Regions from separate parts of the Homo sapiens genome. Here region 1 is linked to region 2. The links are chromatin loops, found by intact Hi-C in ENCODE. Cell type or tissue: psoas muscle. All regions are shown on one strand. Each heading gives the region's core, and the rest is flanking DNA. Links, peaks and the distances in the headings are about the cores only. Region 1 has its middle 390 kb from the start of KLHL29. Region 2 has its middle 33 kb from the start of KLHL29.

Evidence for each region. Hi-C counts contacts between places; a loop is a spot of excess contacts. Peaks named below come from ENCODE experiments on the same cell type or tissue, not always from the same donor. Only the 100,000 strongest peaks of a DNase experiment are listed, where the experiment ranks them.
Region 1: a loop joins it to region 2, with 5 times the contacts of the local background. A loop is called at or near these places in 4 of 110 quality-filtered maps.

What each region holds. Positions count from the first base shown.
Region 1 is chr2:22,988,299-22,996,633 of GRCh38, reverse strand. No RefSeq gene overlaps it. Among named protein-coding and RNA genes, the nearest start is that of KLHL29, 390 kb to the left of the region's middle. In psoas muscle, for the core only: a CTCF peak has its summit at 4,555; no DNase peak of the experiment used is centred there.
Region 2 is chr2:23,348,186-23,356,520 of GRCh38, reverse strand. No RefSeq gene overlaps it. Among named protein-coding and RNA genes, the nearest start is that of KLHL29, 33 kb to the left of the region's middle. In psoas muscle, for the core only: a CTCF peak has its summit at 4,810 (motif pointing right); DNase peaks (open chromatin) are centred at 4,430 and 4,840; H3K27ac peaks cover 359 bases.

The DNA.
Region 1 (8,335 bases), core at 51-8,050, 360 kb after region 2:
TTGGGTTCTTTTGATTACTCTTTTAAAAAAGGTATTTGTTTGTGTATGTTTGTGTGTGTTTCTTGTTCACGGACCCACTCATGCTGTTTAACTTTAGAGTTGGGGGCTACATCTTACAGCAATACAGCTTTAAGTGGGGCCCATGGCTGGATAGCATCAGCATCTCTTGGAAGCTTATTTGAAATGTAAATTCTCAGGTCCTAATCTACACCTACTGAATCAGAAACAGGTTGGGCCCCAGCAATCTGTATTTTAACAAGTCCTCCAAAAGATTACGGTGCACATTAAAGAATGAGAGCCACTGTTTTGAAGATGATTCAGTTTACTTTTCTCAATCTGCATATAAGGTATTAAGAACCCCCCAGCCCCCTGCCCAGAGGGGAAGTGATTTACCCAAGATCGCATGCCCTGTCAGATTGAGGGCTAGAACCCGGGTATCACCCATGAAAGCAGCTGCCGTCAAGTCTGGAATATAAGAGATACTCAATAAATTAGCTCTCCTTCCTCTTGCTTCTGCCTCTCCATAGGGGCAGCAGGGCATAATCAGCTAGGGGTATATTGAGGTCTTTCAATGCTCTTTTCTTGCTCTTCCTAATGCAAATGCAACCCACAGGCACATGCTGTAAACTCGCTGTGTATCCAAGAGCAAGCCACCTTGCCCCTCTGGGCCTCAGTTTACCCATTGTCATAATGAGAAAATGAAGGGTTTGCTGGGCTGTCTAACATCCCTTTCAGATCTGACTTCTTAAGGCCCCATGACAGGCTCTGACACACACGCTTCTGCAGTTGGCTATCAGCGGCCATCTGGCAATTAGCAGTCTCTGAGGCAGCTAATCCCACTCTGAGCTGGATTAAAGCAGAAGTTTAAAACATGGAGATAGGCAGGTGATTTCTGTTAGAGTCTTTGGGTCCCACTGTCCCTGGCAGCCCAGTGATGGAGGACAGACAAGCTGATTTCTTTCCTTATCTCTCTTGGGAGGCTCAGCGGAGCCAGATCAGCTTTGCAGAGGGGCATCCTGTGCTGGGAGATGTCCTGGGCTGCAGGAGGTGCCAGGTGAGCTCCAGGAGCCCAACCCCAGTAACATAGGGCATGGCTGGGCTGGCTCGGGGAGAACGAGGACAGGGCCAGCCAAGTTCTGTATCACCAAAAGCAGGTGCAGTGCAGAACCTGGGACAGAGGGGCCAGAATCACTTTGGGCCATGGCTCCCAGATGCCACGAAGGGCCTTGGGGTGGTAGCTGACAAGCTCTAAGCTCCTCTGTGGTGTCCTCTCTTCAGGCAACATGGTCAGAAACCAAACCCGTGTGTTTGTTCATTGCCTGAGGAGATAATTAACTTATCTCCACAGAGGGCCTTGATTACATTCCTAACATGATCAGAATGAGAAGTCTGAACTTGGAAACGCTGGTGGTGGTGGGGAGGTATTTGCAATGGTTGGCTGAGGAGCCGCTTGTTCAGAAATTGGGCGCATAATCAAACAAATGCCTCTTTTCCTAATTGTTGATAAAAATCAGCTACTATGGCAGATCCAGGGACTCACTCCTGAGACAACACATTACTTAAGGTGAGCATGCATCTGAATATGTTAGTGTGATCTAAAAACATTTCACATAGCTTCAGTTTAAAAACAAATTGTGCTCATTGTGAATTTTATAGACAGCCAGGCATAGGGAGTATGATTTACTGCCTGCATTTTGTGGCTGGCTTGTTACAACTATCAGAAACCACCTTTCACAAATAATTACTCAGGTTAGGTATCTTATTGGACACTTACTATGTGCATCTTTGTGCCAGGTGCCATGGGACCAAAGTAGACATGGTCCCTACCTTTGGGGAGTTTCCTGCTTATCCTCATAGAAAAGTTTTAGAGCATACTCCTGAACCCTGAGTTGTGCAGTTTATTCTGTGAGGGCCACGGATGTTCAACTGATGGAGAAATCAGAGTAGAACAGAAAATAATAGCTAATGCTTCTTGAGAGCTTACCTGTGCCAGGCACAGTGCTATGCAATATTCCACTTAATTCTCACAACCATTTTTTGAAGTAGCTGCCATTACTATTACTCCTGTTTTATGTATTAGAAAACTGCAACCCAGAGAGGTTAAGTACCTGCACCAAGGTGGGCAAGAAGCAGAACCAGGAAGTGCACTGAGGTTTGTAGATGTTCAGAGTCTGTGCTCTCTATACTCAGGCTACAGAGGGATTGGCTTCGGAAAGCTACACCTGCCCTCTCCCTACTCACCTCTACCCTGCACAGGTGCAGACAGCCACACAACCTCTGGCTCCTACTTGAGTTGGTTCGTGCCCCAGGGCTTGTGTCGCAGCTTCACAGGCTCTCATCTCATTGCATAGCTTTCTCTTTCCCATTATTCAGGTCTCTGATGAAATATCTACTCCTTACAGAGGCCTCCACTGGCCAGCCTATCTAAAATAAGGCACTCCCCTCAATCATTTTTGAATATTTTATTCTATCCAGTTTTTGTAGAAATTACCATTATCTGAAATTAAATTATTTGTACATTTGTTCTCTTGTTAAATGTCTCCTTGATTCTTTTACCAGAAGGCAAGATAAAGAATCCTTGGATCTTGCAGTTCTTGAAGCACTGTGATATTAAACTTTCCAACAGTTTAGGGAAATGGACAGCTTAGGTGCTTTTATGTCCACTTTCTGACAAAGATTTTGCAGCCCAGCGAGCTGAACCAACTTATTCAAGGTCACATACCTGGTTAATGGCAGAGGTAGAACTGTCCCATTCATGAGCCTTCTGACCCCTGGCCCAGTGTTCTTTTACCTGTACTGGGAAAGCCCATTCCATGTGACATACAATAACCAAACTCAATCATCATTTTAGAGTCCTAGAAACCAGGAAGTTGCTGAATCTACCAATAACACTGACTTAAAGCTTCCTGTGAGTTCTTTTACCACTCTCATCCTCCAAAATGTCGTATCAAGTGGGACAACATAAGACAGCTCTAGTTGATGAGAAATTAGATATCTGAAGATTTGAGATAGAGCAAATTATGAAACAAAGAAAGCACATTTTGTTAATTCATTCATATGCCCACCTTACTCCACAAGGTTTCAGTCTAGCTACAGAAATAAGATACATAAGTAAGTCAGAGTAAAAGAAGAAAGAAAAACTAGCTGGAAACATAGCATGGTCCAGGAATGAGACCAAGAACACAGATTCTGAAGACCTACCACAGTGAATTGGACACAGTGGAGGCTCTAAATTTCCTAGCATGTGTTCTCAAAAGAAAAAAAATACTTGGTTGTTACATAATTCGAAGTGTCTTTCCATAAAAACAGAACAATTACCTAGGATAAAAACAGCCATTTCATTTTCTAAACTGGAGGTTCATTTTTCTTGAAAGAAATGTCTCTGGTAGACTGTTTCTCAGTCTAAACCTCTGAACTTGTTGATAGCAATACAAACCTCACTCTTCCATTGAGAATTACTGATGCACAGGAAATAGATTTATGTTCTAGCTACTCCCATTAACTAGGACAATTTTGTTGACCTTTACTTTCTGTAGATTGTAGTAAAAATAGATACTGCTTTATTTTTCAAGTACAGAATTACACTATCCCATTCCCCAGAGATACTGGTACACCCCTTCCATGTAGCAAGGTGTTGCTTCTCATTCAGCTACCACCACAGTAACTTGATGTAGGTAAGAGTCATCAACAGATGTTGAAACTCTTGGGCAAAAATTTGACGAGAAACAGGATATTTGCTTAATCTCAAAATATGTCCACTTATTAAAAAGGGGAAAGAGCAATTTTATGATGAATATCACCTCACCTTAACCAATAGATTTTTAGGACAAATTAGTATGTGCTTCCTGATACAATACACTGAGAAAGATTGATTCTGTGTATTCCTGCCAAGAATGTGTAATCTGAGTGCAATTCTGAAGAAACATCAGACAAAACCAAGTCATTCTATAAAATAACCGACTTGTGCTCTTTAATAAGTGTAAAGGTTAGACTAAACAAAGAGACGCAGGTAATGTTTCAGATGAGAAGTCAAAGAGGCATGACAATGGAATGCAGTGTGTGATCCTGGATTGGATCTGGGACAAGAATTTCCTTTTTCTTTTTTCTTTAGTTTTTTTTTTTTTTTTTAATATGAAAGTTGTTATTGGGACAATTGGCAACCTTTGGATAAGATCTATAGATTAGATACATATTGATTTTGATAATTTTATTCTAATTGTGAAAAAGAGTACCCAAAATATACACTGAAGTTTTAGGGTTATATAAATTTGCAACTTCTTCCCAAATGATCAAACTACCTATACATCTATAACTATATCTATTCTATCTATCTTACACACACATACACACACTTACATGAGAGAGAGAAAGAGGGAATGTGGTAAAACATTAACAGTTGTCGAATCTGAAAGAAGGGTATCTGAAGTTCCTTTGGTTCTTCTTGTATTCTTTTTTTTTTTTCTGTAAATTTGAAATCACTTAAAAATAGTTACGACCATAATAAAGAATGACAGATCTAATTAGGGGTTTTAAGAGGTCCTTGGCTAACAGGCTACAACTCCACCTACAGGTGGGAGGAGCATCTGTACACCAGAGAGCAAATGCCAATCAAATGTCAGGCAGCATTTTCACAGACAATATTTGCCATTTCCAGGACATTTTAATTGACTGACTTTGTAAAGTCATTCCACCTCAGTAGTAGGGTCCTGTCTCCAATTTTTATTGCGATAGAATTCCTTTTTAGCATAGAGGAAAATGACATTCTAAGAAGGATTTAAGTATTTCTCACCTTAAAATATCCTTGTTAATTATCAGCATCATCCACTGCCTCTTTATTACTGTTATTTATATCTCACTGGGAGGATTTCCACAAGGATATTTCAGTGGCCTTTCATCACCTCTTCTTGATATATTTTCTTTTCCTCTGCTTTTTCTTCCAAATTTTTGTATTTTATTTTATGCCGACAGTTTTATAAGGAATGGTTTTAATAGGTACATGTTGTAAAATGGAAATATTTTACTAGGATATTACATAAAATACACAGGAGAAACTAGGTTATAAATTATATTTTTATTGTAAGGCTTTACTGCAAATAAGTTCACATATACAATCTTTTATTTATGATAAGAGCAAATTCTTTTTACTTACAGCTGCTTTTGAATTTGGTGCTTCAGTAAGGAAGCTTATGTGTAGCTACATAAAAGAAGGTTCTGTTTTGATGAAAAATGAAATCTCTTATTTAGGGAATGTTATTTTTCTTGTTGACTTATAAAAGTAGAGAAAAGATTAGGTGGTTGTGCTGGCAAATGGGAGGAGGGAGTCAGCCTCTGTAAGAAAAGGTTAGACTTGGAGAGGGGCATATATGGTCATCTTTCAACAGGGCTTCAATGACAGGGTATCCTCAACGTATCCTTAATCTACCCCCACCCAATCTAACCTCTCAAGCTCTGGCCTCCTCAGTCTTTCCGTTTACTTTGAGAAAAACGCACTAATGAGCTGAGACCCTGATACTCCCATAAAACAAGTTTTTCCTGCTCATGGAAGCAAATGGGATTATAGTATGTGAATATCATCTATTGTTTCTAAACAATAATGCAGAGCTCTGTGTGCCCTTCCCCAGAGATAAGAGATACCTTTCACAAAGTTGAACCTTTGCTACAAGGATTATACAATTCCAAATTTCCTGCTTAAGAATTTTCTTTGTTTAGAAATCATGCATGCTTAGTTTATATTTTTTCATTTAACATATAAAGAATTTTAAACCTTGGGGTCCCAAGCAATCACTGGGTGCCACAATGCACTCACCTTTCTACTCTGAGGGAAACAATTGGAGTGGTCAGACACTCCCTTCATATAAGGTAGTAGCATGAATTTGCTCAGACTGGCTCAGCTCTGTTGCAAGGAAACTCCTCATCTGAACCCAACATGTTTTGAACTAGTAGAGAGTCCAGGTTTACCTGGACAATTGAGGAATCACCCTCATCAGCCACTCTTAGGCAGACGGCAAGATCAGCACAGGTAAATCCTGGTATTGTCTGGCCCTGCATTTGATTGGGAATAAAAAAGCTAAAGAAATTGCATAGCCTGTCTCTGTTTCTTGCAGACTTGAAATTTCTATCTCATTGAATTAGGGAAGTAACTGAAATGCAGTCTTGCCCCTTGAGAGGAGGTGTGCCTAACTTTGGCAGGCCATGAAAAATGTCCTGTTGGAAACTGAAACTCAACAAATAAGACTCTTTCATTTAATGGTCTATCCGTAAGCATTTATTGAGTCTCCTTTCCTGGCTTGTATTCCTTCGCCAAAAATCTCCTCCCCTTAATTTCCTGTTTCTGTTAAATGCACCCTCATTTTTCCTGCTCCTAGGGTGAACTTAAGCAACAGCAACCTCTGAAATGCAAAATTTCAGGGAATGATTCTTTTTTTTTTTTTTTCCTCAGCAAGGCAAATTTATTTCTTTTTTGTTTTGTTTTTTTTTTAAATTATACTTTAAGTTTTAGGGTACATGTGCACATTGTGCAGGTTAGTTACATATGTATACATGTGCCATGCTGGTGCACTGCACCCACTAACTCGTCATCTAGCGTTAGGTATATCTCCCAGTGCTATCCCTCCCCACTCCCCCCACCCCACCACAGTCCCCAGAGTGTGATATTCCCCTTCCTGTGTCCATGTGATCTCATTGTTCAATTCCCACCTATGAGTGAGAATATGCGGTGTTCGGTTTTTTGTTCTTGCGATGGTTTACTGAGAATGATGATTTCCAATTTCATCCATGTCCCTACAAAGGACATGAACTCATCATTTTTTATGGCTGCGTAGTATTCCATGGTGTATATGTGCCACATTTTCTTAATCCAGTCTATCATTGTTGGACATTTGGGTTGGTTCCAAGTCTTTGCTATTGTGAATAATGCCGCAATAAACATACGTGTGCATGTGTCTTTATAGCAGCATGATTTATAGTCCTTTGGGTATATACCCAGTAATGGGATGGCTGGGTCAAATGGTATTTCTAGGTCTAGGTCCCTGAGGAATCGCCACACTGACTTCCACAATTGTTGAACTAGTTTACAGTCCCATCAACAGTGTAAAACTGTTCCTATTTCTCCACATCCTCTCCAGCACCTGTTGTTTCCTGACTTTTTAATGATTGCCATTCTAACTGGTGTGAGATGGTATCTCATTGTGGTTTTGATTTGCATTTCTCTGATGGCCAGTGATGATGAGCATTTTTTCATGTGTTTTTTGGCTGCATAAATGTCTTCTTTTGAGAAGTGTCTGTCCATGTCCTTTGCCCACTTTTTGATGGGGTTGTTTGTTTTTTTCTTGTAAATTTGTTTGAGTTCATTGTAGATTCTGGATATTAGCCCTTTGTCAGATGAGTAGGTTGTGAAAATTTCACTCTGATGGTAGTTTCTTTTGCTGTGCAGAAGCTCTTTAGTTTAATTAGATCCCATTTGTCAATTTTGGCTTTTGTTGCCATTGCTTTTGGTGTTTTAGACATGAAGTCCTTGCCCACGCCTATGTCCTGAATGGTAATGCCTAGATTTTCTTCTAGGGTTTTTATGGTTTTAGGTCTAACGTTTAAGTCTTTAATCCATCTTGAATTGATTTTTGTATAAGGTGTAAGGAAGGGATCCAGTTTCAGCTTTCTGCATATGGCTAGCCAGTTTTCCCAGCACCATTTATTAAACAGGGAATCCTTTCCCCATTGCTTGTTTTTTCTCAGGTTTGTCAAAGATCAGATAGTTGTAGATATGCGGCCTTATTTCTGAGGGCTCTGTTCTGTTCCATTGATCTATATCTCTGTTTTGGTACCAGTACCATGCTGTTTTGGTTACTGTGGCCTTGTAGTATAGTTTGAAGTCAGGTAGTGTGATGCCTCCAGCTTTGTTCTTTTGGCTTAGGATTGCCTTGGCAATGCAGGCTCTTTTTTGGTTCCATATGAACTTTAAAGTAGTTTTTTCCAATTCTGTGAAGAAAGTCATTGGTAGCTTGATGGGGATGGCATTGAATCTATAAATTACCTTGGGCAGTATGGCCATTTTCATGATATTGCTTCTTCCTACCCATGAGCATGGAATGTTCTTCCATTTGTTTGTATCCTCTTTTATTTCCTTGAGCAGTGGTTTGTAGTTCTCCTTGAAGAGGTCCTTCACATCCCTTGTAAGTTGGATTCCTAGGTATTTTGTTCTCTTTGAAGCAATTGTGAATGGGAGTTCACTCATGATTTGGCTCTCTGTTTGTCTGTTGTTGGTGTATAAGAATGCTTGTGATTTGTGTACATTGATTTTGTATCCTGAGACTTTGCTGAAGTTGCTTATCAGCTTAAG
Region 2 (8,335 bases), core at 88-8,087:
AGTTAGCATTGTCTTTACCTGTGGAATGGGATTCTTGAGAAGTCTTTTATTTTTTACCCAGGTTTTCTGGTAAAATCATCAAAAAATAGAATCATGTCTCAGAAATACAGCAATATACTATCTTTCTTCAGGGGGTCCTGAGCAAATTCTTTAGTAAATGTTGATTTTCCAGAAAAATAAAACTTGGGAAGTTTTCTGTAGGTTTTGGTGGACAAAACAAGCTTTTTATTAGCAGAGTGATGGTGATGAGGATGACGATGAGGATGATGAGGGCTGAGGGGTCTGCTTTCGAGACTTTTTCTTTTTTCTTTTTCTTTTCTTTTTTTTTTTTTTTGAGATGGAGTCTCGCTCTGCTGCCTAGGCTGGAGTGCAGTGGCGTGATTGCGGCTCACTGCAACCTCTGCCTCCCAGGTTCAAGCAATTCTCCTGCCTCAGCCTCCCAAGTAGCTGGGATTACAGGTGCCTGCCACCACGCCCCGCTAACTTTTGTATTTTTAGTAGAGACGGGGTTTCACCATATTGACCAGGCTGATCTCAAACTCCTGACCTTATGATCCACCTGCCTCGGCCTCCCAAAATGCTAGGATTACAGGTGTGAGCCACCACATCCAGCCTGAAGCTTTTTCTTTGGTACATTATCATTATTCTTTAAAACTGAGAAAATACGGATATACATAAAAAGAGGAATGAAGAAAAATTTAATTAGTTATATAAATTAATAACATTTGACACTGAGTTTCAGTAACAGTGTCTAATATGGAAGGTCTTTGTAAGTATTGAAGGGAGTGAATGAACTCAGAAGAGGATAAGCCATCGGTAATTATCTGCCAGACATTTCCCCCTTCCGTATATATGCACCTATAAATACTTGTTATATTAATATATAAGATACTTTTTTTGAGATAGGGTCTTGCTTTCTCACCCAGACTGGGGTGCGACATATGGATGGAGCTTCTTCCTTTGCCTCTGCAGCTGAGTGTGAATCCAGGTAGCTTAATCTCTCGCCTTCTTAAATAGTCTTGAGAGCATCACTGCAGTCTGCATTGGTGGTTGGTAGTGGTTGTGCCACAACAACATTTCTGCTGCAGTGGTAGCCTGTTGACAGACAATCTAACTGCTGGATCGGAACATTTCTTCCCATGTTGGGGGCTAACTCCCTTGCTGACCCGAGTGTAGCTGCCTGCCCAAGTCTCCTTCTTTCCCAGTTCCTGGACCACACCCGGCTCTTTTTCACCCTGGAGCTCTTGCTCATGCCATTCCTTGCGCCATAAATATCATCCTCCCTCTGACCACATGGCTGGCTCCTTCTTAAGAGTCTCAACTTCCAAGTCACCTCCTTGCTGGGGCTTCCCTGACCACTCATGTGAGCATGTTCTCTGCCCACTTTGAGGTTCCTCATTGCATCTCCTTCTTCCTTTTCCTTGTAGCACTTCACATTTTGGAAGGACTGAGTTGTCCACTTGGTGAGGGCCTGGCTCCTTGGGGGTCATGAGTGCTGTTTTGTGTATCTGTGTGGGCATGCATGGAAACAAAGCCATAACTGACTGGAGAAAACGTGGCTCCATCAAACTCATTAATTTACACACACCAAAAGGCTAGACTCATCTGGGATTTTTTTTCTCCCTCCAAACGGGCAGAACTGGCTTATTGATTTGGTACCTGGGAAGATCGCTTCATAAGCTTCAAAGATCTTCCCAGGTGATCTCCTCCATAACCAAGCCTGCAAATGTCACTCTGATTCTGACAGTCCCTAATTTGCATCTCCAGGAAGGCCTCCTCTCAGCGCTTTAGCCTCTTATATCCAGTGGCCTGCTCGGCAGCTGCATGCGGGTGTTGCACACACGACTTAAGCCAGGTGTGTCTCTAATAGAACTCTGGATCTTTCTCCAAACCCATTCCATTCTTTCCACCTCAGTAGTTGGTGCAGTCTTTTATCTAGTTCCATAAACTAAAATCTGGAAGCTGTCTGTGATGCCTCCCTCTTCTTTAGGTTTTTTTCCTGCCCCATAAGCAATTTCCCAGGTAGTCTGGTTCTTTTTACTTCCACCATATATGTTGAGTCTCCTCACTTCTCTCCAACTTGACCGCCATCCCATAGAGGCATCCCTTCTGGACACACGAAATCCTCCCAGCAGGGTTTCCTGTGTCTTCTTTTGCTTTTCAATTCAGTCTCCACACAACAGTCATTTCAAAACTTAAATCGATTCTCATTACTCTCCTTTCCAAAACTTCTCATTGAATTCCTATTGTACTTGAGTAAAATTCCAGCTCCCTGTCTTGATCCATGAGGCATCCGTGGATCTCTGCGACCCTGTCTTGTGCCTCCTGCCCTTTCCCCACAGTCGAGCCTCGATGCTTTTCCCTGTTCCTGGACCACACTAGGCTCCCTTTCACCCTGGAGCTCTTGCTCATGTGATTCCCTGTGCCATAAATATCATCCTCCCTCTGACTACATGGCTGGCTCCTTCTTAGGGTCTCAACTTCCAAGCTACCTCCTTCCTGGGGCTTCCCTGACCACTCATGTGAGCATGTTCTCTGCCTTCTTTGAGGTTCCTCATCGCAGCTCCCTCTTCCTTTTCCTTGCAGCACTTCACATTTTGGAAATACCAAGTTGTCCGCTTGGTTAGGGCCATGCTCCCTCCTTGGATCCTGTGTTCCAAAGGGCAAGTCTGTATTTGTCTTATCCACCATGATACCCCAAGCGATCGAGACTATCCTGGCCAACATGGTGAAACTCCATCTCTACTAAAAATACAAAAATTAGCTGAGTGTGGTGGCGTGTGCCTATAGTCCCAGCTACTTGGTTGGGAGGCTAAGGCAGGAGAATCGCTTGAACCCGGGAGGCAGAGGTTGCAGTGAGCCAAGGAAGCTCAATATTAAATATTAATGTCCATATGAATAGTGTAAGATTTTATTATGTCTTTACCATTTTTATGATAGACTACCCCAGATCCTCTTTGGAAGCAGGGAAAGCTTCAAACAATTTTTTTAATATCATAAAAATAAAATTATTCATAATTCCAAAAAGTGGAAACAACCCAAATGTCTATCAACTAATGAGGGGAAAAATAACATGTACAGGTTGCAGTGAGCCGAGATTGCACCACTGCACTCTACCCTGGAGACAGAGTGAGACTCCATCTCAAAACAAAACAAAAAACAAAAAAACCCATGTATTTATCACATAATATTTGGCAATAAAAATAAATAGAGTACTGATACATGGACACCATGGAAGAACCTTGAAAACATTCTGCTAAGTGAAAGAAGCCAGTCACAAAACAACATAGATTGTAAGATTCCACTTTATGAAATGTCCAGAATAGGCCAATCCAGAGACAGAGAGTAGATAAGTGGTTGCCTAGGGCTGAGGGGTTTGGAGGGAATGGGAAGCGACTGCTAGTGGATGTTTGGAGGTAATGAAAATGTTCTGAAATGGTGTTGATGGATGTGCAACTTTTTGAATACACTCAAAACCACCGACTTGTATTTTATTCTATTTTATTTTCTGAGACAGAGTTTTGCTTTTGTTGCCCAGTCTGGAGCGCAATGGTGCAATCTCGGTTCACCAAAACCTCCGACTCCATGGTTCAAGCGATTCTCCTGCCTCAGCCTCCCAAGTAGCTGAGATTACAGGCATGTGCCACCACGCCAGGCTAATTTTGTATTTTTAGTAGAGACGGGGTTTCTCCATGCTGGTCAGGCTGCTCTCGAACTCCCGACCTCGGGTGATCTGCCCGCCTCGGCCTCCCAAAGTGCTGGGATTACAAGCGTGAGCCACCATGCCCAGTCGACTTGTATTTTAAATGGGTAAATTCTAATGATATGTGAATTATATTTCAGTGAAACTGTTACAATTAAAATTAATTAATTAATGGAGTTAAGAGCACCCTTGCTCTCTGAAGACAGATAGACTGGCTAAACAGACCAAGGAGATTGGCTTTGTGTCAAATGCCCACTTTGATTAGGGTCCATCCTCCCTCTCTTTCCCCTTCCCTCTCTTCCTCCCTCCCTTAAATGTTTCTCAGCATTCTTCAGGACTCTGGACCAGAGACGGATTAGACTTAGCCTTTATCCTCAAGCAACTAAGTTTAGTTGGGGCAGGACAGGGTGGAACAAAGGGAGGAGCACGGTGAAGACCTCATGGAGCTCCCTGGGTGCAGGCAGAGCCTCCCGGGGATTCTGGTGAAGAACTCTCTGTGTGGAGAAACATCTTTTGTAACAGCAAATACTGTTTTATTTCTTCATTCTTATATGAATTCAATAGACAATTACTGTGCGGGTTGCTGGGGTACAGAGATGCGTAAGAACATGTGTCCCCAAAGAATGGGGTGGAGGGCACAGGAGCCAACCATGGAATCCTAGCAGGGGTGTCAGAGGCTGAAGAAGGTCCAGAGGGGACCGCGCAGGGCAACCGGCCAGGCTTCCTGGGAAGTCAGTGCTGGAAACAGGAGACTGTGCTCGGCTTGGTGAAGCAGCTCCGAGCCTGTGATTTGTCTGTAGACAGCTCGGTTCGGGTGAGCCCCAGGGCTTTCCTGACTGTTACCGGCCTAATCAAGGCAGAAGGCAGCGTGGTGACCTCCCTCCCAGGCGCCAGGATGCAGCTGTGAAGGCCTGGCTGGGAATTGCTTTGAGGCCGGAGGGGGGTCTCCTCCCCCGACACCCGACAGCCCCTCTTCCATGGCCACAGGGGAGTTGCTGAGCAGATCTCCCCTCCCCGGGAGAGGAGGGCAGGCTGCGTGGCCCTGGCAGGAGAGCATGCGGCAGGCGAGCCTCCGGCCGCAGAGATGCCGGGCTCTGTGCGAGACGTTTGCCGCTAGAGGGAGTGCCACGTCGTTCTCCGTCCCCACCACGGACTCCCAGGGCCGCAAACGAGTTTGGGCGGAAGCCAGGGCTTTGGGGCTTCCTGGGAAACTCACTGTCTTTGCCTTTGTCCTCTCCATTTTGAGATTTCTCAGAAGAAGCTGGACCTAAGAATGCTTCGCATAGTTTGGCAGAATTTGCGGAGCCTGTTCCAGCCGCGTGGGTCTGGAATCCGGGATGCGGTCTCTGGCCTGTGCAACCCCTGTTTAACCCGGGGCTGGCCTCTGGAGGGCAGGGAGGCTGGGAGCAGAGAGAAGCACTCAAGGACCTGAGAAATGTAGAAGGTCTTGGATTTGTTTCCCTGTGTGCAGTCCCCTCTGGCCCTCAGAGCTGCAAAGGACAGACCCCTGGGTTCTGGGCAGGGGCTCAGCTCTGGGATTCGTTCAGTGCTTAAAAGGAGGGAAGGGAACTCAGGAATAAGAACGATCAGGCTGGCAGGACATGCAGCTGTTGTCAGAGACCTGGAAACACATGGGCCAGTGGAGCTGATGGGCCCCGTGGGGTGGGTGGGTGGCAGCATCCAACTGGTCAAGAATGGCTCTGCTGTGGCTTCCTCAGCATGGCCCTGTAAAGAGAGCAGAAGATGACTGTGGATGGCCCCAATTTCTGACATGAGAGGCCCTCACTGGCTCAGGTCGGGCTGGCCTCCTGAGGTGACTGGAGGATGGCTGCCACCTTTGGTGTCGGGACTAAGACTGGAAAAGTGGCGGGTCCAGAGAAAAAGCCCAGGCCCACAGCTTCCGCTGACGTGGCAACTATGCTTTTGGACTGCATCCTGGACCTCTTTTGACCAGGCCCTGTGAAGGGTTGCAGGAGGTTCAAGGCCCCTTTATCTCTCTAGCATTGACTCTTGGGTCTGGGCAACAGACCACCCTTTGCAACCTCTGGGCCCAGGCAGCAGGTGTGCAGGTGAGTGCAGCAGGGGCTTGGCAGCCGGTCACAGCTCCCCACCGAAGCTGCGGGAAGCCGGCGGTGCACCATCTGCAGTGGAGCAGGTCAGAGTGGGCCTGCTGAGGCTCCTGTCACTGCTGCGGTTAATGCTGCCGATTACCATGGTTACCCGGAGGCTGGAAGCTCTGACAGTCAAAGGCAGAGCAGGAGAAGGATGTCCTCTCCCTGCTCTGAGCCACATGGCTGCCTCTCAGTCTCCCTGGGTGGGCAGGATTCTTCTGGAAAATAAAAGTGCCTGGACCAGAGACGTTGTCCTGCCGGGGTTCAGCTGATCCAAGCATCATCCATCCCCAAGTGCCGGGGGCCTTCAGGGAACCCTGTTCTGAGCACATTCAGTGGGGAGGCGGGAGGCAGAAGGGGATTCTGGGCCTTGTGTTTGCTTTGCTCAGTCTTGGAAGGATAGAGAAAGGGAAGAGAAGATGCTAGTCTGGGCCTTAGGGAACTCTGAGTCAGAGGAAGGAAGCAGTTCGCGAGCTGGGTGGTGGATTCAGTATCGACTCCTGAGGATCTAGGAATGGCTTTCTGGTCCTGTGCCTACAGTGGCAGCTTGGGGCTGTGACTGTACCCTCTCCAAATAGGGCACTGGCCAGGGAGTCAGGACACCTGCTTTGCCAGTCATTGTGGGCTCCAGCTCCCGCTGGGTCCTGGTTTCTCCATCTGCAAAATGGGGTTAATGATTACTAATCCCCCACCTATTTCAAGTCTGTGGGGAGAATTTTTTAAACGAATAATTTTGTGCATTGAAATGAGCCAGCAGATTTCAAGTCTTTGGAGAAAAGGCCTTATTTATTATTATCATCAACTCATTGAGCAGAAATTCTGTTTATCTCCTTTACTGCCTCTTCGGTGCTGCATGAACTGAGAGCGATATCACCTCTGCAAGATGACGGGGCCCTGCACAGCTGTCCAGACCCCAATGCTGGGGAGTCCCGGGACCTGGAGAGGCCAGGTGGGGCTTCATCTGAGCTCCAAGGGGACATGGGGATCAGAGGGGAAAAAATGGGACAGGTACTTCAGGTGCAAATGCTCCTGCAGAAGTCTGAAGATTCTCAAACAGGGTGCCTAGCCTGGAGGGGAGGAGCTGGGGAGAAGGAAGCGGGGGAGGTGGGCAGAGAGTCTGCCTGGGGGCCAAGGGGCCTGGTTTCGAAGCTTTTTCTTTGGTGCGTTATCATTATTCTTTAAAACTGAGAAAATATGAATATACATAAAAAAGGGAATGAAGAAAAAATTAAATTAGTTATATCAAATTAATAACATTTTGACACTGAGTTTCAGTACAGTTTCTAATATGGAAGGTCTTTATAAGTATTGAAAGGAATGAATGAACTCAGAAGAGGATAAACCGTTGGTAAATATCTGCCAGACATTTCCCCCTTCTGTATATATGCACACATAAATACTTGTTATATTAATATATAAGATACTTTTTTTTTTTGAAATCGGGTCTTGCTTTCTCACCCAAGCTGGAGTGCAGTGGTGCAATCATGGCTCACTGTAACTTCCACCCCCTGGGCTCAAACAGTCATCCTACCTCAGACTCTTAAGTAGCTACAGGTGCACACCACCACTCCTGGATTATTTTTAAAATATTTTTATTAGAGATGAGGCTTTGCCATGTTGCCCAGGCTGGTCTGAAACTCCTGGGTTCAAGCCATTTGCCCACCTTGGCTTCCCAAAGTGCTGGGATTACAGGCGGCCTATATCATGTACTTTTAACGATAGGATTACGCTGCAACAGGCTCTCCTGAATCTGTGGTTTTGATTTCTGAAGTTTCAGTTACTGACTGTCAACCATGGTCTGAAAATAGTTGAGTTCTGTACAATAAGATATTTTGAGAGAGAGGGTGCATTCCCATAATTTTTATTATACTATATTATTGTAAATATCCTATTTCATTATTATTGTTAATCTCTCACTGTGCCTAATTTATAAACTAAACTTTATCATAGGCATGTATGTATAAGAAAAAGCTGTGTGTGCATACGGTTTATTACTATTTGCAGTTTCAGGCATCTACTGGGGCGCTTGGAACGTATGCCCCGCGGATAAGGGGGGTCTGCTGTATACATACTGATTTAAAACTTGTTTCCTCCCCTGAAAAATGTAAAGGAGATGATAAGTTTGAGGTTCTTCCTCCTCAGAAGTTTGGGTTTGACCCCTGAAGTCTGTGTGTCATTCAGATCAGGTCACGAGGTTGAAGGAAGGGGAACAGCATGACGTGAGGCCAAAGGATGAGTCCCTCTGAGGTGCCAGAGTGACACCAGCCGTCCCCCAGGACACAGGGCTCCCCCCACACTGCCCTCTGCAACAGGTGTGCCGCCCCCACACTGCCCTCTGCAGCAGGTGTGCCGCCCCCACACTGCCCTCTGCAGCAGGTGTGCCGCCCCCACACTGCCCTCTGCAGCAGGTGTGCCCCCCCCACACTGCCCTCTGCAGCAGGTGTGCCGCCCCCACACTGCCCTCTGCAGCAGGTGTGCCCCCCCCACACTGCCCTCTGCAGCAGGTGTGCCGCCCCCACAC